2 separate regions of the Homo sapiens genome follow, and region 2 is linked to region 1. The links are chromatin loops, found by intact Hi-C in ENCODE. Cell type or tissue: A673. All regions are shown on one strand. Links, peaks and the distances in the headings refer to the core of each region. The heading gives the core; the rest is flanking DNA. Region 1 overlaps ZBTB7C (zinc finger and BTB domain containing 7C). Region 2 overlaps ZBTB7C (zinc finger and BTB domain containing 7C).

Evidence for each region. Hi-C counts contacts between places; a loop is a spot of excess contacts. Peaks named below come from ENCODE experiments on the same cell type or tissue, not always from the same donor. Only the 100,000 strongest peaks of a DNase experiment are listed, where the experiment ranks them.
Region 2: a loop joins it to region 1, with 5 times the contacts of the local background. A loop is called at or near these places in 2 of 110 quality-filtered maps.

What each region holds. Positions count from the first base shown.
Region 1 is chr18:48,296,117-48,307,600 of GRCh38, reverse strand. All of the region lies in intron 2 of ZBTB7C (zinc finger and BTB domain containing 7C), which reads left to right. Among named protein-coding and RNA genes, the nearest start is that of ZBTB7C-AS2, 50 kb to the right of the region's middle. RefSeq lists an enhancer at 10,928-11,484. In A673, for the core only: no CTCF peak of the experiment used is centred there; no DNase peak of the experiment used is centred there.
Region 2 is chr18:48,345,749-48,357,232 of GRCh38, reverse strand. The region is part of intron 1 of ZBTB7C (zinc finger and BTB domain containing 7C); the gene reads left to right. LOC124904352 (a long non-coding RNA gene) reads right to left here. Exons shown (of 3, transcript XR_007066457.1): 3 at 1,779-5,974. Among named protein-coding and RNA genes, the nearest start is that of ZBTB7C, 58 kb to the left of the region's middle. In A673, for the core only: no CTCF peak of the experiment used is centred there; a DNase peak (open chromatin) is centred at 5,522; H3K27ac peaks cover 1,431 bases.

The DNA of each region.
Region 1 (11,484 bases), core at 2,046-10,045:
TGGAATTACAGGGGTGAGCCACCGCACCCGGCCAGAGGTGGGTTTTAAACAGCATTATACATTGCTTAGAAGGCTCTGACAGCAGTAAATACCATGATCATAAGTCGTCTAGCTGGAAGTGCTCAGGTCTAAGAGTCTGGGACTTGGTAGCCCATCTTGGCATGGGCCCTGACCAGTCCCTGGCCTGGGCAAATCCTTTTCAGCTAGGAAAGGAAGTTCTGTGATTCCAACCTGCCATCTTTGTAGACAAAGTTTTGACAGTTTATGGTGACAGTGTGAGAAGTAATTAGTTGTCTTGTGCCTTTGGGCATATGAGGAGGCTACTGGCTCTTCAAGCTCAGAGTCGTAGAACACGGAGCCTGGAAGGGGACATAGCATTCATCAGCCCTTAGTTTTATAGTAGTAGAAACTGAGGCCCTGGAGGTCCTGGAATCTGCCCCAAGTCGAGTTTGTATTAAGGCAGGCAGCCCAGCCTATTGTTGGAGGCTTACCATATAATTAATGGGATTTGGAGCAATTACAGGGACAGTAAAGCCCCTCATTTGTTTCTCATGCCAGGCATGAGATTCCTTAGGAGGGTGGAGTGGGAGAGTGGAGGGAAGGTGGTAAGGAGGTGGCAGATAGTTGGCAGATCGTCTCTTGCCGGGCCTGCTCCGTGGAACACTGGCTAACATTTTTACACTGTGTGCCTCAGAGAATTCCGATGCAAAGGGCATATCTGTTTTAAGTACCCACCTATTTTTCCTTTGGGGATAATTCTTGTTGGGTTTTAATCTAGGCTTTAAAGAACCTGCTTTTTTGTTTTGTTTTGCTGTCAGCACCACGTAAAAGGTAGGCATCGTTCTAGGGAGGGATAGCTGGGCTCTGACCCCATACCTGGGGACAGTTCCTGAGCTCAGCTACATATTCACTTGTAGGAGAAGAGGAGAGGACAGAGATTTGTGTTGTGATAAGAAGATAAGCATATTGGACAGATGATTGACAGCTATATGGAATTCTATATGGAAGTCAGAGCCTAGTAAATTCCAGGTACCTGAATACTGGACTGTTCATTAATTCAACAAATATTTATTGAGCATCTAATATTTCTCACTGTGCTAACTGGAAATACAAAAAGTTTTGGAGACTAGCGGTGATATGGTTGCACAACACTGAGAATGTACTTAATGTCACTAAACTGTACACTTACATATGTTTAAAGTGGTAAATTTGATGTTGTGTATATTTACCACAGACACACACAAAAGGTAGCAAAACAGAATTGGGTCCCTTCTTCCAGGAAGTAGCTGGTGTTCTGCAAACTCTCCCTAACTGTGGCTGAGCCTGGACCATGGGTGTTAATGATCACAGTGGGAGTCACGAGGAAATCTTACCCAGAGCAGGCTGAGGAGAGATCACCCACCCTCAGCCCATTAAAGGAGGTGTCTACATAGCAGAGGGTGCTGACTGTCAAATTTCTTGCTAAAATGTGATTTTGAGATGTTGCCTGCATAGGGAGTGTGCTCAGGTTTGAATTTCTGTTTGGAACTAATGTTTGTTCACAGACATTTGCAGGTGTGAAAACCTTGGCGGTTGCAATCATGGTGACACCTTGAGCTCAGGCTCTGTTTGTTTGTATTTTTTCTTTTCAGGATGTTTCTGAGCATTTCTCTTGCAAAAACTTCAGTGAGCTCGGGCTACATAGCATCATCCTTGGCTTCCTTCATGTTTCCTGTGGGCTGGCCACCAGTGGACATGCCACCCTTGGGGCTGAGGGGAGTAGGCAAGTGACCTGAGCTCCCTGAGCCTCTGGGCAAGTGACTTGAGCTCCCTGAGCCTCAGTTTCTCTGTCCATACCAAATCCTTAGGAGGTCTAAGCACACATGATGGAGGGTGAAGTATTTAGCCACAGGTCTGATGTTCATCCACTCTCCCTAACTGTCAGCTTGGAGTATTTCCACTTACTTGGGCATTAGCACATCATGTCTTACAGGTAATAATGCATTATTACCTAACATCTTCCCATGTTACTATTCTCTCCACTTGGATTCTATAGCACCCAGGAGGGGTATCACCTCCTAGTATGTCTGACGTGTCTCACGCGGTGCTGGGCACTTGGTAGATGCTCAGCAGATATTCAGTGATTATGCATAGTTTGTTCATAAAGCTACGGTCTGGGCAGTATTTCCCAGGATAGAACTTTAGCTTGCCCGCAGCAAAGCCCAACTCCAGGTCCCTGAGCAGAACCATCCTGGGGACCTGACAGTCCCACGTAAATCACAGATTCCTACTCACTATTTAACCTTTTGTTTTGGAACCGTAGCTCTGGCCTCTTCAGAAGGTCTCAGGTATGGATGGCTGGGTCACCCAGCAACAGCCACGCAGATAATTACACGGATTTCAAATTGTTCCCCACTTTATGTCCTCAAAGCAATTTCAGAATCAATTTGAGGTTTGACAGGGAACAGTGGAGGTCTCGCAGGCCTGGAATGGCGTGCTGGACCTACTTAATGCTCGTTATAATTCCAGTGGCAGGCCCCGCGCACCTGGGGAGCAGGGGCGCTGTCCTCTCTTGCAATTCAGGAAGAAAATCAATCAATCAATGAGAGCACAGCTAATTAAAGGTAACAAAGGCTCGAGGCACCTCAGCCCTCCCTGCAGAGTCAGGCCTGTTCAGCACTAGTAGGAAAACCAGGCTTGTCTCAAACAGAATTAAAATGAAGTCAAGGTGTCAGAAATCAAATCTAACAAGGCTATCTTTTTTTTTTTTTTTTTTTTTTGAGGTAGAGCCTGGCTCCCATTGTGCAGGATGGAGTGCAGTGGTGTGATCTCGGCTCACTGCAACCTCCACCTCCCAAGTTCAAGCGATTCTCCTTCCTCAGCTTCCTGAGCAGCTGGGATTACAGGTGTGCGCCACCATGGCAAGCTAAGTTTTGTACTTTTTTCTGAGACGGAGTCTCACTGTGTTGCCCAGGCTGGAGTGCAGTGGTGCGGTCTTGGCTCACTGCAACCTCCGCTGCCCGGGTTCAAGCGATTCTCCTGCCTCAGCCTCCTGAGTAGCTGGGATTACAGGCACCTGCCACCATGCCTGGCTAATTTTTGTATTTTTAGTAGAGACAGGGTTTTGCCATGTTGGCCAGGCTGGTCTCGAACTCCTGACCACAGGTGATCCCCCACCTCGGCCTCCCAAAGTGCTAGGATTACAGGCATGAGCCACCACGCCTGGCCAAGGCTATCTTTTTTTAACAACAGGTGTGTCCCCCACATTGGTGTGAGGAACGCCTTCCTAGGGGCAGTCTTGAAGTGGATTTAGATGGTTACTCTGGTCTCAGTAAAGTAATACAACTGGAAAAAGCACTTGAGGCTATCCCTGTTTTGTGATTGGGGGTACACCAGGTGCAAGGTACCCCTCATAAACTGGATCAGAACATTAGAAGCAGGCAGCTGGGCTTATGCTCTGTGTGTGGGGCCCCTGCACATAGAGAGGCCATGGAGTATGATGGTTAAGGTGTGGGCTCTGGCCCAGACCCCCTGGGTTCATTCCTGGCTTTGTCACCCACTTGCCAGGGGACCCTGGGCTGGTCGCTGCAAGGTCTTCATCTGCAAGATGGGGGTGGTCGTAGCTCCCACCTCTGGAATCTTTGGAAGATTACATGAGTTAGCGCTTGTTAAGGGCTTAGAACAGCACCTGGCACAGAGTAAAGCCTTGCTACTCTTATCACAGAACCATTTCCCTAACAAGGGAACTGGTAAAACTATCCTTGACTTTGCAAGAAGTGAGATAAGTTTATTTTTGGTTTCACCTTGAAAAAGGGATATGGAGACCCAGAGGGGTGAGTTAACCTAAGTTCACAGAGCAAAGTGGAAGTGGGGCTAAGCCTGGAGTCAAGGCCCCATCACTGCTTGGACCAAGTGCCATCTGAGTTGTGGAGCTTATCCTTGGCCTACCTGGCCTCTGCCCAGCCTATTGCTCCCCTCCACCCAGCCACCCCAGGCTCCAACCTTCTTCTAAGCTTTTCTCGGATGTCTTCCACCCCATCTCTATTCTTATGGCCATGATAAACTCAAAGCCTCATCTTTTGTGGAGTAGTTTGTATTTGATAGTGTTAACACCTTATGCTAAAGGAATGAACTTGTAGTGTCAGGAACCTGCTCACAAGTTGGGAGGCATCTGGGGAGGCAGAGAAAGTCCTAGGCCCTTGCTGTCACACCATATAGCATTTGGCCTACTTCCCACTGACCCTGTCTTATAGATAGATTCTGGAGATAAAAAGGAGCCCCTGAGTCTCATCAGAGGGAGGTTGGGGAGCCTTGGTGATTCTCAGGGATCACTGCCTGCTTTGGCTCTTCGCCTTTTGTTTTGGGAACCTTTGACTGTTATGACTGGCTTACCTTCTTCTGGCTCCTCCACTCTCATGAGAGATCAAGTCAAGGAGCAAGACAGAAACAGTGAAGTCATTGGCTATTGAGGTGCACAGAAGTCAAGAAATTCCAAGCTGTGTCCTCCACAGAAGGTGCAAATTGGTCTTCTTGCATGGGTGCACATTAAGCACTCCCAGTAATAGGGAAGCGAGGGAGGGGAGACAGAAGCTTTGGCAGCCTGGCCTGCTGGAACTGCTGGTCCAATGCCGCTTCCATCCTCCCCTGTCTTGCATCATTCCTAGCACTGTGAACGCTAATGGGACTAAAAGCTTCAAAAACCAGAGACTGCATTTGGATTGTGGGCCCTGGGGTTGCAAAGTGGGGCTGGTTCCTGATGACTTCAAGCCAGAGGATGCAGCAGCACAGAACTGCAAAGAAATGGTTTCCAGACACCTGCCAGCTCCTGGTTTTCCCAGGACTTGCTTAGCTGCCAGCAAGACTGGAGTCAACTATGGACTATGGTTTTTGGGGGAAAGGCCTTTGTGGAGGGATGTTGTGAGAACCACATGAGAAGTTCAGGTTCAGACTCAAATATCTAACTCCAGCCAATCTGTGCTGGTGCACCACATAGAGCGTGGACGTCGATCCGGCCTGACTTAGCTAGCTCTCTATTGAACATGCTGTGCAATGAGAAAAATTATTTTGCCTGCTGGTGTTAGTGTTCTCTGAGGGGAGGAACTGCTTTCATTTAAGAACTACCTTGATAGGTCATTTGGGTGAGAAATGAGGCCTTGTGGGCATGAGTAGAAAGAGAAAAAAAATTATATATAGAGAGAGCTCTTCTGTGTAAATCTGTGCAGGAATTGCAGTAAAAAGGGAGAGAAGGTGGACTCGCTTGAAGGCTGGGATTGAGTTAGTGGAAATGGCCAAGGGAAGTCAAGGAGCAGGAGCCGTCAGCTCTTCAGTTTAAAGTATCTGACAGCCCTATCCTCTCCTGAAGCCAGACTCCAGGGGCGTCCACTCTCCTCACTGGCCTGTGTGTCCCTTTCTGGGGAATGGGGAGGAACCTAGGAGAAGGGACTGGGGCTTCTGCACAGGGGATTATAGGACAGAGTTAAAAGCCAGCGTCAACTCCTGGAGAAGGGAAGGAGAATTCTGCAGAAGCCAGAGGTAATGAGAAATACACCCCCCTGAGAATTTGCAGACATCGTGGGGCTGGGTGTGGGCTTTCCTAAAAGCCGGGGAGTGGCAGTTGTTACCCATCTTCTAGGTGGGAAAGGAGCTGGTTTCCAGATGCTTCCTGAAGACTCTCGCCTTTATGTCCCTGAGGTCTGTCCATCAGAGCGCTGCTCTAGCTGACCCTGCCTGCTGGCTGGTCTCCAGGCTGGGCTGTGGCCTTCCTTGCCCTGGGGAGCTATGGTGAGAACCTCTGCTTGCTGCTTCATCCCCAGTTCCTTCAAGACAGCAAAGACCTTGCAATTAAAAGTAGAGACTCACCAAGAAAAGTCAACACAATCTGATATCTGCAGAGAACCCCCAATGCCTCTCATCCAGCTGTGCATCTCATCAGTCATTTTCGGTAGTGTCCATGACAGACAGCCACTAGCCTCGCTTAAATATTCCCAGTGCCCGTAGGCTCACTATGTTGGCTAGTGACAATGCCACTCTCACATAACTCGGCTGGGAGGTTCTTTGTGAGATGGAGCCACAGTCCATACCCACTCCCCCACTCCTCCCTCAGCCCCCTGCTGAGGTACTTACCATGGCTTGCTATTTATTTTGAGATGGAGTCTCACTCTGTCGCCCAGGCTGGAGTGTAGTGGTGCGATCTTGGCTCACTGCAACATCTGCCTCCTGGGTTCAAGCAGTTCTCCTGCTTCAGCCTGCTGAGAAGCTGGGATTATAGGCGTGTGCCACCACACTCGGCTAATTTTTCGTATTTTTGTAGAGACAGGGTTTTGCCATGTTGACCAGGCTGGTCTCGAACTCCTGACCTCAGGTGATCCCCCCACCTCAGCCTCCCAAAGCGCTGGGATTACAGACCATGCCTTTTTACTCTGGCTCCTTTTCCCTGCACAACAAATAGCCCTTCTGGAGTGCCTGTGGCCACCTTTCTTATCCTTTGAGTTCTCTTCTGGCTGAACATCTGTCCCTCTCCCATCTTCTCATCTGTCACAGGTGCCTGGGTGCCCAACAACAGACTAGTAATGGCATTCCTCACTCACAACTAGTAACTCAACCTTACTGAGTCCTCAGAGGGCATTTTCAGTGGATGGTCAAATAGGCAGTGTCTTTTACTTTCTGAAAACCTCCTAAAAGCCAGGCCCAGCTGTGCCTGCCCACATCCTCTTGGAGGTACATTCTCAGCCCAGGAAGGCCTTTGCTTTGCAGCGAAGCCGTCCTATGGGCTTCTGATGCACTCTGCCCTGGCAGTGTCCTTCTCGTTGTCCCCTTGCTGTGCTCCTGGCCAGCCCTGCCTGTCTGCTGCCTCACAGCCATGTTCCAGGCATGTCTGTTTATGGGCAGGGCAGCCACTGCCTACTTGTGGAGGTTTGAAAGGAACAGGGGCTGTCCTCTTCTGCCTTTCTTCCCGGCATTTTTTTTGCCATTCATTTCCTGTCTGCATGTCTTTTGTCACTTGCACCTCCTCCTGGCCCCGCCCCTCTAGCTCTTCCTCTTCTAGGGAGCCTCCCTGCTTGGTATCTGTAGCAAGAGTAAAAAAACGACCTGGCTGGGGCCAAGGGACTTCACCAGCTGTGTGGACTCAGGACTTGTTTCCTCAGCTGCAAAATGAGGGTGGAATCGGATGCCCAGCTCCACCAGCATATGGTTTCCACTTTGGACAGAAACTTCTGTTTTCCTATTCCAGAGGCTACAAACTCCCTGCTAGTAAAGCTCTGTTTCACAAGGGAGACCACATTCACAACTCATCTGCCTGGGGGAGATGATTGATATACCCTGGAACTCATGAAAAACCTAGCCAAGTGTTCCTACCTCTGGCTTCACCTTCAGATCACTTAAGGAGCTTTTAAAATATACTGATGCTTGCACCCCACCCCGAGGGAGTCTGATTCAGTTGGACCTGGGTGGGGCTCAGGCATCTTCATGACACTGATACAGAATGAAGTTAGAACCTCCGCTCCTGGGCCCTGCCACAAGCTTTGCTACTTGAAGTGTGGTTCTCAATGCAGTAACAGCAGAAATGCAGAATCTTAGGCTTCACCCCAGACCTCCCAACTAAAGTGTGCATACTAACAAGGCCCCAGGGGATTCCTATGCCATTTGTCATTTGGGGAGCTCTGCTTTTGCCCTGTAAGTGGTCTTTGAGGATTCCCTTAGCTTATACTATCTGTTTTTCATAAGCAACCACAAATCCATTTTGGGGATAAATGTGGCATAAAAAATTGTATCCAATGTCAGATGATATTAACTTGCAGGAAAATAGATGTCACATCTACTCATGAGCCATTTTCACTTCACTTCCGTGAACTCTCTCTCCCCACAGGGCCTTTGCACATGCTGCGCTCTGCCTGGCATATTCCCATCCTCCTTCAGCCTCTTCATCCTCCCTTTCCCCTGGCTGTTTCCTACTCACCCACAGCTGGACTGGCCTCTGGGAACTGGTTTTTGTCCAGTCTGCATCCTTTGCCACTCTCATCTCCCATCCACGACTCCCTGTGTCTCCCATGCCTTGGCCCAGGTGAGGTGGGGGCAAGAACCAGGTTGAGTTATGAGAAGATCCAACTGCAAAGTTCAGTTTCTCTCTTCACTTCCTTTGTTACTTCCCCTCATTTTCCTCATGTTTATGCAAGAAGAGGCTAAGAATATACCTTTTCTGTTCTCCCTTCGGTGGATGTTGTGATCAAATGGAGAAACAGATGCCTTCTAAAGTATGAAGAATCCACAGAATGTCATGATGGTTCTGGAGGCAGGAGAGGGAGCTGCAAGGATGTCATGGGTGTGAGGACAGCATGGCCCTCTTGCCCAGTAATTATGGGGATAAGTTTTTTTCCCTGCATGAGTGTTGAGCATTAAATGTGTGGAAAGAGTCATAGCTCCCAGACCCAAGAGTACCTTTCCCTCTCCTCCAGGCCTCTCCCTCTGATTCCTGTTACCAAGTGATGCCCTCCCATTTCACTATTTTCTGCTCCTGATGCTGCCCTGGGCCCCTAGCTTCCACCCCATCAGGGTTGGGACCTCTGTGGGTGCCTCTTTGAGGTAGGACAGGACTGGGCGCTTGTGTCTGTGCCTTAGAGGAGAATATGGTGAGGCTACGTAGGAGGGCCTGGAAGGCTTCTGTGCAGCTGACCACTGCCTAATTCTGAACTCCCTGGACAGGTGACAAAGAAAGATGTGATGCACACATGCCCTGGATCACTGCTGTGCTCTGCTGTTCTTCATTCCATAGATAGCTTCTGATGAGAACCCAAGTGCTCCAGGATGGATCTGCAGAGCCCAGAGGAGACTGCGAACTAGGTTACAAGCAGAGAAAGGGGCCAGAGCAGGGCCAGACACTGGCCTACCCTGCTGAGGGAGACTATACCCCAGAGGGCTCCGGTGGGTCAGCCTGCTGGGCACCCTGAGCCACTGGCCCCTGGGCTCCTGTCTCAGTTGCCTTGGTTGGAAATGTTGAATGTGGGGCTGGGACTATCACCAAAGTGCATGAGTGGTAAGGATGTGGCATTGGTCTGGGCCATCAACAGGGAGGGGAAACTGTGGGGACAGAGCAGCTGGGTAGAGTGCCAAGAAGCATGGCTGGATGTGTCCCTATGTGGAGGTGGGCGTCAAGATGGGGCAGCCTTAAACAGCCAGGTATAGCACTAGATGGCCTCCAGAGCCCAGCCCACTCCATGAGTGCCCACTGTCATCTTCCCTGATCAGAAAAGGCCTGTGCCCTCAAAGGGAAGGACAGGGGGCAGGTCTGTCCCCAGGAGGACAAGTAAGGCAGCCATCAACTCACACTTTTTTTTTTTTTTTTTTGAGACAGAGTCTCGCTCCATTGCCCAGGCTAGAGTGCAGTGGCTCGATCTTGGCTCACTGCAACCTCCACTTGCAGGGTTCAAGTAATTCTCCTGCCGCAGCCTTCCGAGTAGCTGGGACTACAAGCATGTGTCACCATGTCTGGCTAATTTTTTGTATTTTTAGTAGCGATGGGGTTTCACCATGCTGGCCAGGCTGGTCTCAAACTCCTGACCTTGTGATCCACCTGCCTCAGCCTCCCAAAATGCTGGGATTACAGGCGTGAGCCACTGCGCCCGGCCTCAACTCACAGTTTTACTTTGATATTAGGACACTCAGTGACTGCACAGACAAGAGGTGGAGTTTGCATTTCATAACTACCATAGGCATATAATGTGTGACACAGGCCATACCCAAATGAAGGCACACATTTTCATACAGGACCACCTCAGAGGCAGCAAAAAGCCTGACCCAACCCAAGTAACATTTTATCCTCTTAATGAGCGTGTAAACAGAAGGAGACTTCATGAAGTTCATGTTTCTGCCTTCCTGCAGGGACATTAGCAGGCATTGATTTTTAACCGTGATGTATGGCACTTCTGACTGAAGGGGACAATGCCATTTGGGAGTCTGTGAGGTTTAAGACGTTCTGCAGTTGCCCGGCACTGCAGCGCTGCCAAGCCCTGCTCTAATAGCACCTAATTTGTTAGGGTAACAGGGAAATGGCTGTGATTGCTGCCATGTTCCAGACGAACATGGCAGCACATCCCACCCAGCACTGCTTCCCTTTGGGTGGAAGTAGAATGGGGGAGAGAGAGGGACAAGTAGAAAAGTCAGAGGCAATGAACAGCCGATGCATGACAGAGCCTCTCTCCAGGGAAGGGCAGTGGGGAGTGGGACCAGAAACGGGCCCTCAGGGACTTCTACCGTGTCTATAAGAGTCTATACAAACAAAATCCAAAGGCAAACACAGCATACTACTAAGATATGACGATGCTGGGTGGGGTTAAAGGATGTTTGTTATGTAAGTCACCATATGTCAATACTTTTGAAATATTTTGTAATTAAACAACAATGTAAAATAAAAAATAAATCCAAGGTCCAGGGCATCTTGGGTAGTAAGCCACTCTTTGTGTAGGAGAGAGAGCACTCTAGAACATGCGGGCATATGTGCTGCGTGTCTCTAGACCAGCAGCCCCTAACCTTTTTGGCACCAGGGACTGGTTTCGTGGAAGACAAATTTTCCACAGACGGGGTGGGGTGGGGGAAACTGTTCCACCTCAGATCAACAGGCATTAGTTAGATTCTCAGCTGGGACTACAGGTGTGTGTCACCATACCCGGCTAATTTTTGTGCTTTTAGTAGAGACGGGGTTTGGCCATGTTGCCCACGCTGGTCTTGAACTCCTGGACTCAAGCCATCTGCTCACATGCATGGTTCACAATAGAGTTCGCGCTCCTGTGAGACTCTCATGGCTCTGCTGATCTGAAAGGAGGTGGAACTCAGGCAGTAATGCTGGCTCCACCCGCCGCTCACCTCCTGCTGTGTGGCCTGGTACCTAACAGGCCACCCGCCACTACCAGACTGTGGCCCCGGGGACTGGGGACCCCTGCTCTAGACAGACTCATAGGACATGTGTGTCATAGGACACGGCATTGGGAGAGCACCCGAGACTCGGGAACGTGCTGTGGGAGAGGAGCTTCTTTTCACTATGTGGCCTTGAAGGTTTTTGGGATGCTCCATCGTGTGCCTGTATTACCTAATTTTTAAAAATAATGTAATTAGTTTCCAAGACTTCAGAAAAGACAAATAGAGATGGGAGAGGAAAACAAAAGGAGACATCTTAAAGGAAAATAAAAAAGGAGATGAGGAGAGAAGAGCCTCTTGAAATGCTAGGACTCAGCCTTAGGCTTGGTGGTGAGGGTTAGCGGGGACCACTAGAGGCTCCCGAGTGAGGAGCCCTTTCTGAGAGCAGATTTCTGAGGGCACAGAAAGGGAGCCTAGAGGAGGAGGCTGCCACCCTGCCTGGCACAGGGTTCCATGGGATGCCCCCTCCCCATCCTGCATGGGGAGCAGCCCAGGCCTGCCTGGCAGCCATCCAGGGGGCCTGAGCAGGTGGTGGGGGGTGGTGAGAGGTTGGGCAGGTGCTGAGACCAAGGCGCATGGGCATGGCAGGTGGTTGGT
Region 2 (11,484 bases), core at 1,388-9,387, 50 kb before region 1:
CCCCGACCTATTCTGCAGGTGGCCGTCTGCCTCCCATCAGAATCTATATGTTCTCTCACCCCTCTGGGACAGACCTTCCGGTGTGTTTCAAGGTGACAATCTGGTGATCTCATAGATTAATCTTAGCACATATGCTCATGGAGAATGCAGGCTGCCTCAGGGGATGGTTCATTCCTTCCCTGTGCCCTGAACTGAGCACAGTACTGTGGGAGGAGTCCTGTCTCAGGCCTGGTCCTGTCTCTAGTCCCTTCCAGTTCAGTGGGGGAGAAAGCAGGGCCACATAGGGCAGTGTTTAGAAGTTTAGTGTAGGATTATGTGTGTTAGGAACTGTGAGGGGGACCCAGGTGGTGGGTGCTGTGGGGGCTGAGAGGGTGGAGAGAATGCTCTGTGGCCTGGGATGGTCAGGGAATGCCAGTCACTCACTGCTTTGGGCCTCAGTTCCCTCATCTGTTAGATAATGCACGTCGGCCCATTGATCATTTCTTGAATTGTCCGATAAGAATGGCAGGGAGACTTGATCAACATCTGGATCCCCAGGTACTCCTAGCAATTCTGATTCTGTAAGTCCAGAGTGGCGCTGGGATCTGGCTCTTTATATCTGGTCTGACCTCCCTTCCTTACTCACTTCTGCCCTAGGAGATGGGATGCCAGGGGCTTTAGCCTGGGCAGACTGTGAAAAGGTGTGGGGACCTGGAGGAGGGCCTTCCTGTTGCCAAGTTCCTGAACACTGCCCTGCTTTGTGTTGGAAAAGCCCGTAGCACAGTTGGGGTGAATTGCTTGGTTGGGAGACAGGGACACTGTTAAACTCTACTTGGTTGCTGAATAATGTAACCACCCAGCTAGCAGGGCCCAGGGAAGGCTTGTTGAACAGGAGAGCCCTTTGGAGGAGCGCTGAAGCATCCTGGCTGCTCTGCGCTGTTGGCTGGCAACCTTGGCATGATAGCACTTCAGGCTGCATGGAGGCTTTCTGAGCGAGTTCACTTGGAGATGCCTGAGAAATACCTGGGGATGGGGTCTCTGTAACAGTCCGACAAGATGATGCCTGCCCCTTCCCTAGCTGGAAAACCCTGTTGAATAAACCCAGAAAGGATGTTGAGGATCCTATAACTCAGTGGGTCTCAAGCCTCATGCGCATCGGAGTTGCCTGGTGGGCTTGCCAAAACAGGTGCTGGGCCCCACCACCAGAGCATCTGATTCAAGACTTCTGGGGTGGGGCCCCAGAATGTGCATTTCTAGCAAGTTGCCTGTTGCTGCTGTGGATGCTGGCCCAGGAAAAGTTCACAGTAGAAAGCCAACGTGAACTTCTCAGCCCGCTCACCTGGGGTGTGAGGTCTTAGGACTCAGTCACTGCCCTCAGGGCATTTGTGCTCTGATTGGGGACCTACCCCCACCCACTCAGATCAAGAGAATGTGAAGCAGGGAGTGTCCAGTGCCTGAAGTGAGCTGCAGGTTCTAGGCAACAAAGAAATTGAGAAGAGGAAGGTTGCAGGGGTGCACGGGAGACTTCCTGAAGTGGAGGCTATGGATGAGGCAGCACATGGATTGCCATGCTGTGCACTGCACACACACAGCCTGGCATGAGCACGGCACCCACTGGAGTTGTGCAGTGCAGTGGTGCTGGTAAAGGAGCATGCTCAGGCCTGGGCTAGTGTGCAGGCTGGGAAGCCCCGAGCAGGTCTGCAGGATAGTGCGGAAGCGAATGGCTAAGTGGGGTTCCTAGGAGGGGCAGGAAGGAGAGCAGGCTTTATGGGAGCCAGAACGTGGAAGGTCTGGAGTGCTCGGGTGAGGAGTTCAGACTTTATTCCGTGGCGAACTGGGAACAAATCAACAGCAGTTTGGCTCCGCTAAGCAGACATCTGGAAATTGACTCTTTTAAATTTTGAAAAACAGATTTCCAGTAGTAGCTCATGGCTGGTCCGTGTGACATTGTTGTATCTCAGAGATCTCTCTGTTCCCCCATTACTGCCCTCCAGCCTCACTGGATTTCTTCCCCCACAGTCCTTGAAATTTCACAATGAAAGATTATTTCCTTTTGTTCAAAATACCGCCCTCTCCAAGAGGCTCATGTTATAAACCAGAGATGCCCAAGAAGGAAAGTAACTAACCTGAATGCACTGTGCTAGCTCACTGCAGGGGGGATTGGCATGGCTCTCTTCTCCAGGGCCCAGTAGGCTTTGATGAAGCTGCAGGCAGAGCAGGGAAGGGATGTCTGGCAGAGGTGGAGTACCACCATGTAGGGTCAGAGAGGAAGCAGGAAGTCAGAGTTGGTTCAGGGAAAGCCCTCCTCTGAGGTTTGGGCAACAAGAATGTTCTAGGGTGGTGTGAGGCCAGGAGGCCTGGAGCTGAGGGGCGTAGGAGGGCATTGGCGTGCTTGGTGGACTCCCAATGGCACAGCTCCGTTTATTCAGTCCCCTCTGTCTCCCTTCCTCTGCTGCAGATGTTGACTCAAGTATACCAGTGTGCTTGGACCAGCCCTGACACACCAGCCCTTTCCTCCCTGCCTAACTGGCTGCAGGGACTGGAATTGCTGTTGGATTTGCTGCCAGGAAGCAAGAAATATCCATGTCTCTCAAGTCAAGTTCCTGAGTCTAGTAGATGGATATGTTCTGAAAACCACATGAATAGAGAAGCTCTATTCATGTGGTATAAAGCTGGGATGTTACCTTGATGCCCCTTAAGGCATATTTGGGGATGGTGATGTGAAAAGTACATCTGGGGTGTGTCCTTTTACCAGGTGATTAATTACCTCCCTATTTTCCTGTTTCCAAGTCAAGTTTGTCCATATTGGATGGTCTGTGAGAACGATGTTCGTGCACGTAAAGACTCCAACAGGAGACTATTGTGAGCAAATTCCTTAATTGTGTTGATGTTGAGATTGATAAGGTCAGCCTAAGAAACCTATTTGTAAAGCTGGACACAGTGGTGTGCACCTGTCATCCCAGCTACTCTGGAGGCTGAGGCAGTAGGGTCCCTTGAGCCCAGGAGTTTGAGGCCAGCCTGGGCAACATAGTGAGACCCCATCTCTTAAACAAACAAACAAACAAAAACCACAAAACGACAAAAACCTGTTTGTTCAGGCCTCAAAGAAAGATGGAGTTTTGTGTGCAGATGTGAATTACAGGTGTATTCCCAAGCAGTGGCACCTGCAAAGGATGCTTTCGTTGAATGAGGATCTGAGAAACTGGAGGCCGATTTCTGCTACCAATTGAGTGTATTTTGTTCCACATAATTCATTGAAGTAAGGAAAATATGGCAACCTAAGGAGGTGATTTAGAGTAGAGGTAAAGTCTCTATCTCCCTCTCCTTCCCACCCTGCTGCAATGGAAAATGCAGGATGGCCCTTTGGACCCCCCTCCTGGGCCTCAGTCTTGGTGCTACCACTTCCACGCTGTGTGAGGATGGTGGGCAGCTCCTGCAGCCTTTCAGCTCCTCATCTGTGTGAGTATCAACCACGAGGTTATCATGAGAAACGTGTGGAGTGCCTGGAACCTAGCGTGTGCCATTGCAACCAGGCCAGCCCCATCCGGCTTTTCATGCTGTCACAAAGGATTGCCCCCGCCACCCCCAGAAAGGCCCTGAGAACCTTTTTCTGGAAATGCTTAGATCAGGGTCATTAAGAGGTTTTAACATCAGATGGGATTGGAGAATACTGGGGGACAGGGACTCTTCCTTAGCCCCACAATGGATAAGAGGCTGAGCCCAGGCTGCAGCCTGGTTTCTTGTCCTCAGATAAAAACTCTGACCACAAACTCCCCCAAACAGTGCCATGACAAGGAGACCAGGGAAGCTCATTTGTCAATCAGCAAATCCACGGATGGATTGAAGAAGGAGGAGGAATCAACAAATCCATAGAAAGACTGAAGAATAAGGAGGGTTTTCTGTACAGCCAGAGCTTGTGATTTTAGACAATGGAGGGTACATCTTGGTGTGGTAAATAGAATACTCTATTTGCAGCAGAAGACCTGGACATAGCTGTCACCTCAGCCCCTTGTTATTGGTGTGATTCTGGGCTGGAACTATCTGTTCCTCAGTTTTCACATCTGTAAATTGAGTATACATATCCATACCTATCTCCCAGAGTTGTTTTGAGGGTTAGGAGGTTACTGGATAGGAAAGCCCTATACAGGCTGCAAGACACTCTGAAAAAGCAAATGATGATTGTTACAACAGTTTCTATTTCTATATTGCTTTTAGGCTTCTAGAGAATTTTCTCATCTCCTTTCTGATTTAATGTAGAGCAGTAGTTGTGCAAGGCAGGCAGGGCAGATGATGATTCTCATATTCAGATATCTAAGGTTGATGGCCTGCCCAGGGCTACCACTGGTGCAGAAGTGGGGGACTAGGGGTGGAGTAACTTGGGTCCCAGCCCTCCCAACACAGTGAACACTGTGCTTTCCACAGAGCTACCCCCTGCGCCTTTCAGCTCACCTCCAACCTTGACATCATTTGCTCACCTGCTTGCACATCTCTTCTGTCCTGAACTTAGCCCAGTTCTGCTCTTCTGAGGGTTTTGTTCATGTGTAAAGTTGGGATCTTACCTTGATGCCCTTGAGGCATACTTTCATCTTCTGGACCCAGTGCCCCCAGGCTGCCCATGGACTGCCCACCCCAGTGCCTCCTCCAGCCTGCTCACCCTGGTCAGCATCCTGGGCCCTAGATTAATCCTTCCCCTGAGCCCCATCCCTGGCTGGCCAAGCAGATGAAGAGGACCACAGGGTGAGACTGTGCCTCCTCTTGGGGATGGGAACTTTCTGGAGGTGATGCTTTGCTAAAAGAGTGGATTCTAACAGTGGGCCTTTGGGGCCTGGGTGGCATTTTAGGACAAGAAGCCCTGTTGGAATACTGCGGATGCCCCCAGGGCCTGGCCCAGTGGTTAGCAGCCAGCAGGGCTGTGAGCACTTGGATAAGCTGGCAGGTGACACTGGCAAGGCAGGTAGTCACTCTGTTCCCTGAGCTCAGGTTCCTCTGCCTTCCAAACACGTGCCAAGAGCTTAGTGGGCATCCAGCATGGTACCATGTGCTGCCCCCAGAGTGCTCACAGTCAAGTGGCTGCCATGCCAGGTGACAGGCAAGTCTTCAGAGTCAAAGGTGCGAGGATGGGGTAAAGTACAAGTGCTCTAGGAACATGTTGTGTAAAGGCACCTGCGAGTCCTGGCCTGTAGGGTCAGGGAAGGCTTCCTGGAAGAGGGGACCCTTGAGCTGACCATGGGAGACCAGGCCAAGGCTAAATGGAGGTGAGGAAGGGGGCTGGGCAGAGGGTGGGGTATCTCTAGTTCCTGTCATCAGGGCTCTCAGGTTCACCTGCTGGGACTTAGCACTCCCCTCTGTCTGCTCCAGCCCCCTCCATGCTCTGTCAGAGGGAAATCTCCCCGAGGGTAGGATTCTGAGCTTGGCTTGCTGCCAAGGAGGGGCCAACAGTGCTGGTTGGTGAGGGAACGAGCACTCTTTGGGTTCCGTAGGCCTGGCTCTGGCTGCTGTGAAATCTTAATCAGTCACTGCTGTCAAAGGCTTCCTGTCTTCCTGAATAAGTGATTTAACTTATCTTTTAGATTGCAGTTGACTTCAGCACATAAAAGGCTCCTTCAAGTTGAAGCAACATCTCCACCAGGAATGGATTAAGAGCAGGAAAACGGCGTTTTTCTTAACACGGTGCAGCTGGGCCATTGGAAACCCAAATGCATTTGTTATCTCCTCTTGTAGCACATCCATGGCGAGAGGCCCTCCTTTTAGACAGTGGTGGTATACTTTCCCCACTGGGGAAACCAGTTGGCTTGCAAGCCTGTAGAAAGTCCGTGAGGGAGGAGAAGTTTGCTGGTTGAGACACCCAAAGCCACGGGTCTTTTAACACCTTTGAACTTGGGCCCTCCTTTGCTGGCTGCCGGCTTTGTCCTCCTCTCCACTCCTGCCCCGTCACCAACAAGAGTCCAGGGGATTTTGAGTGGCAGCAATCCTCAAGGGCTTCCTGGGTTCATCCCTGGAATAAACACGGGGGCAGCAGGGAGGGGTAAAGAAGAGGTGTGAGCCGTGGCTTCTCTGTCAAAAAGGGCTTCCATCTCGCACTCACACATGGCTTGGGGTGGGGAGTGTGTGTGTACATTAGTTCAGCTCTGTGAAGGGCCATTCAGCAGTAGCTGGGGAATTTTAATGCAGATGTCCTTTGGCCCATGAGTTCCACTTATATGAATTTATTCTACAGACATCCAGGCACATACAGGAAATGGTATACATACGAGATTGTTCACTGCAGTGTTGTATGTAAGACCAAAAGATTATAAACAACTTAAGAGTCCATCAGCAGGAGACTAGATTAATCAACTATAGTGCATCCACAGACTGGAAGGGTATGCAGCCATTAAAGAGAACAAGGATGCTTTTATATACGGATCCAGGACAATCTCAAGGGTGTTATGATAAAAACAAGTTGCAGAACAGTATTATGGTACTGTACCATGGGTGTAAAAATTATACATACTGCTATTGCTTTAGGCATAAAACCTCTTGGGATAGAAACACAAGGAAATGTTAACAGGGAGGGGAACTGGGTGGTGGGCGACAGGGGTGGAAGGGCACCTTTTCAATCTATAGCCTTTTATGCCATTTGGGTTTTGAACAATGTGAATGTATTTGTTATTTGTGGTTGGCAGGAAATGGCCTCTCCAAAATGTCCACACTCAAATCCCCAGAACCTGTGAGTATGTTGCCTTATGTGACACAGGGGCTTTGCAGATGGGATTAAGGTTATAGATACTGAGATGGGGAAATTATCCTGGTTTATCCAGATGTGCTCAATCTAGTCGCATAAGCCCTTAAAAGCAGGAACCTTGCCTGGCCGTGGTCAGAGAGGGAGACGTAACTACGGAAGAACCTTCAGAGAGATGCTATGCTTCTAGCTTTGACGATGGAGGAAGGTGCACCAGCCAAGGAATGCAGGCAGCCCCTGGAGGCTTGAAAAGGCAAGGAGATGTTCCTCCCTAGAGCCTCCAGGAAGGAATACAGCTAAGCTGACACCTTGATTTTAGCCCAGTGAGACCCTTGTCAGACTTCAACCTCCAGAACTGTAAGATAATGAATTCATGTTGTGTAAACCACTAAGGGTGTGGCCATTTGTTACAGCAGTAATAGAAAGCTAATATTCCACTCAAAACAATAAACAAAGAAAACAGTTTTTAAGAGTCCCAGTCTAGTTAGAGTGGGACTCAGCACATGCACTGAGGAAACGCACTCATTTCAGTGTAGTGCCGTGCAGTGCAGCAGACTGTCAATGCTGTGGGACATAGCCCTGTTTATGAAGGGCAGGTGGCATTCCCATTACAGGCCAGGCACTGTGCTAGGTGCAGGGGCCACAAAATGAAGAAAATGTAGTCCCCATCCTGGGCTGAGTTTTGCAGTCTCTCTCCCCCTCCCTTTAAAACTGCCCTCCAGGATGCCAGTACTGTGTACCCCCACTGCATGGCCTCTGTTAAATGTGGAATTTCTAGGCCCTTTGCCATCTTGGGCCCTAATGGACCAGACTTTAGCTCATTCCCCTGCGTGTGGCTGGCCAACTAGTCTGAGTGGTGGTAGGGCTGGAGGATCTACCACCTCTGGAAAAGCTTGATTCTACTTTAAACTTTCCTCCTCCAGCGTTTAGCATGGACATCATTCATTTCAGCATCACTCCAAGATTGGGTGACTCAGGGTCTCTGCCTTTGGAGCTGTGTGCCCAGCCTCCTCTCACAAGACCACACGCCCCCTTATGTAGGGATCTGCTTTATTCATTTGTCAATGTGTCATCTCAACAGGACAGAACATATTATAGGGACTCCCTAAAACACATATGCAGCCTCTATAGTTTGCATCTGGTGGTGCTAGGTGGGCATTAGGCAATATGCAAGAAACTAATCAAAAAAAGATGCAGACTTGAACTTGGTCTTCTTGATGTAAAGAGAAAATTTATCATTGCTCTTCTCTGACATTTCTTTCATCCATGCCCATTTCATATTGGAAAATATACTGAGGGGAAAAATGTTTTCCTCCTTTAGTCCTCCCTCCCCTGATGGGTATGGCCAGGATGCTGTGACCTTTCAATTTGAAGGAGCCACTGAGCAAGCTGCTAATAGGTCCTGCCAGCCACCAGCCAGCCAGCACCATGCCTAGGGCTGCATTAAAGCCCCCTTGACCCTGTGGCCCCTACTGTGCTCTTCTGCCACCTCCTTGCCCCTCCCCCAGCTTCCATGCCTCCCATCTGTCCCTCAGGGCTTTTTCCCTTGGCCAGATGCATGTGTGTGTGTGAGAGCAGAGGGGCAGCAGGCACAGCCAGGTGATGCATGTCCACTCAGGAACTCTTGGAAACCGGCCCTCCCCAGGGGAATGACCTCACTGGCACTCTTAGCCTCTATGGCAGATCAGGAGCTGTGTTTTTTGTTTGTTTGTTTTTGATACAAAGTCTAGCCTTGTCACCCAGGCTGGAGTGCAGTGGCACGATCTCAGCTCACTGCAACCTCTGCCTCCCAGGTTGAAGCTATTCTCCTGCCTCAGCCTCCCGAGTAGCGGGGATTATAGGCATGTGCCACCACGCCTAGCTAATTTTTGTATTTTTAGTAGAGACAAGGTTTCACCATGTTGGTCAGGCTGGTCTCGAAGTCCTGACCTCAAGTGACCCTCCCACCTTGGCCTCCCAAAGTGCTGGGATTACAGGCATGAGCCACCACTCCTGGCCTGGAGCAACATTTTTATTTGTGAGATAGCAGGATCCTCTGGAACAAAACAGTCAGGCAGTCATGGTCCTTGCCCTAGTGGGGAACTGTGGACTGCAGGGAAGTGTGGCAGTGAAGAGGGTTCACTTTGGAATGAGGTAGGTGAGGATTTGTATCCAGGCTCTGCCTTTATAAACTGTGTGACCTTGGCTGCTTACCCATTGTAAGCCTCAGTTTACTCATCTGTAAAATTGGGAGCTAGACTCGGACCTAGGATGACATCAGGGATGTATAAAGCTGGGGTTGAATTCTAAATCTGAACTTGCCTTCTGCTCTGGCTCCTATGACGGCATCAACTCCTAACAGTGTGTAACATCCCCACCCCTCCACCCTGCAGGTGGCAAAGTGGAAGTAGGTGCCAACTCAAGGGCAGGGTTGTTGTGATGACTGCAGTGAGTTAGCCTTGGAAAATGCCTGGCTCTTGGTAGTTATTATTTTGCAAGGCTCATGCTATTTTACAGTCTTGGCTCATGTCATTGCTACCATGCTGCTCCCTGGGGCAGGCCAACAGGGCTGTGGGCTCACAGAAACCTCTGTACCTGCCTTCCAGGCCTCCTCAGCCCTGATTCCTGCCTTTTTGCATGTTGACCTCAGTGTCTTGCAAACCATTTCCCACCCTGGTCTCAAGGTGACTTCGGTGTTTCATCCCCAGAACCTCCCTTCCATGTGGCTGGAGCCTGGCCTTTTCATAGGTATTAACATCTCTCAGAATGGCCTACCTCCCTGCTGGAAAACTCCAATTCTCTTTTGTGACCACAACCTCCAGGCTCTTTGCTGGTTCCATCCCTGAGCAGGGAGTTCAGATGTTCCAGTGGAATCTTGGTAGGGTTGGTGAGAAAGCAGAGGTTGGCTGGGTCAGGTAAGGGAAGAGGCTGCCCACCCCATAGCATGTGAAGCCTTGGTGGAAGCTGGTGTGCCCAGGGGCCCAAGGCAGAGGCAGCAGGGTGAGGATTCATGCTGCTTGACGGGGAGAGGAGGGAGTGGGTGCACACGTGTTGCTCTGCCAGTCAGTTCTGCGTCTGAGGAAGCCTGCCTCTAACCTCCTGCCTCTGGAGGGCTTCCTAGGGGAAGCAGGGAAAAGAAAGCCTCAACTGAGGAATTATGGTATCTTTTATGGGAAAAAGCAACAGGCAAGAGCATATTGAAATTTGGGGATCACGGCTGGGAGTGGTGGCTCACGCCTATAATCCCAGCACTTTGGGAGGCCGATCACTTGAGGTCAGGAGCTTGAGGGCATGGTGGTGCGTGCCTGTAGTCCCAGCTACTTGGGAGGCCGTGGCAGGAGAATGGCTTGAATCCAGGAGGAGGAAGTTGCCGTGAGCCTGGGTAACAGAGCGAGACTCCGTCTCAAAAAAAAAAAAAAAAAAAAAAAACAAACAAAAACTGGGAATCACTCTATAGAAAAGGGTGATGCTGGCCCAGCGTGGTGGCTCATGCCTGTAATCCCAGCACTTTGGGAGGCTGAGGCTTGTGGATCATGAGGTCAGGAGCTCGAGACCAGCCTGACCAACATGGTGAAAACCCATCTCTACTAAAAATACAAAAATTAGCCAGGTGTGGTGGCGCGTGCCTGTAATCCCAGCTACTCAGAAGGCTGAGGCAGGAGAATCACTTAAACCCGGGAGGCAGAGGTTGCAGTGACCCAAGATCCCACCAGTGCACTCCAGCCTGGCAACAGAGCAAGACTCCATCTAAAAAAAAAAAGGAAAAAGAAAAGGGTGATGATGCTAGGGATGTAGAGTTGGAGTGAAATTCTAAATCTGATTTCACTTTCTCATCTGGCCTCCGTGGTTGGTCAGCTCCTCTGATGGTCTGTTAGCCCCGCTCTGGGGAAACCAGCCATTGAGACAGAAGGAAGCAGCGCCCAGTGACACTCTGCTTACCCAGAGACCAGCCTGCAAGCAACCTCTCCTATCCAGAACACAGACACAGATGGCAAAGTCAGGTAAAAGGGCCTCTGGTTAGCAAAAATGGCTAAAGCCTGGCACCTTATTTCCAAGAACACCCCTGCCCCCACCCTCACTCAGAACCCTGGGTTGCCCAGCCTTGGGGGAACCCATGTTCTGCATTAGAGGTACAGGAAGCGGCTTGAGGCAGGTGTTCTCAACCAGGGCATGACTCATGGGAGACTGACTATGAGGAAGGGGTGGATAGAAGAAGAAAAGCAGAGAGACAGAGACAAATGCTCAGCATGGCAAAGAGCCTTGTGCTGGTGGCAGAGGGTCAGCAAGACAAGGTTCAGTCATGTTCAGCATCTCAGCCCTTCAAGTGCTTTGTGGGGTGAAGCTGGGGCAGAAAGTACACACATTTTAGGGTTTGTGTCATTTGCCGATCACTTGAGGTCAGGAGTTTGAGACCAGCCTGGCCAACATGGTGAGGAAGAGAAGCATGTAAACATTAAAAGAATACTTTATGCAGTAGGTTTAAAAATCAAACACATTTTGTTGCTTAGTGGGGCAATGTTCAGTTGTTCAGTTGTCTAGAAAATCGTTGTATGTGAAATATCTCACCTGTATTACTAGATAAATGGTTATTTCCATGGGCATCATAGAGTATGAGAGCCAGATAGGACCAAGAGATCCCATAAACCCATTTTAACATTTTTATAGATCATGTAATTGAGGTTCAGAGATGGGAAATGATTTGCCCAAGTTCCCACAGCCAGATGGCAGCAGAGCTGGGCCTTGCACTTGGTTTGCCAGAGTGCAAAATGGATCCAGGAACTGGGCAGCAGGGCTGGGGCCAGACA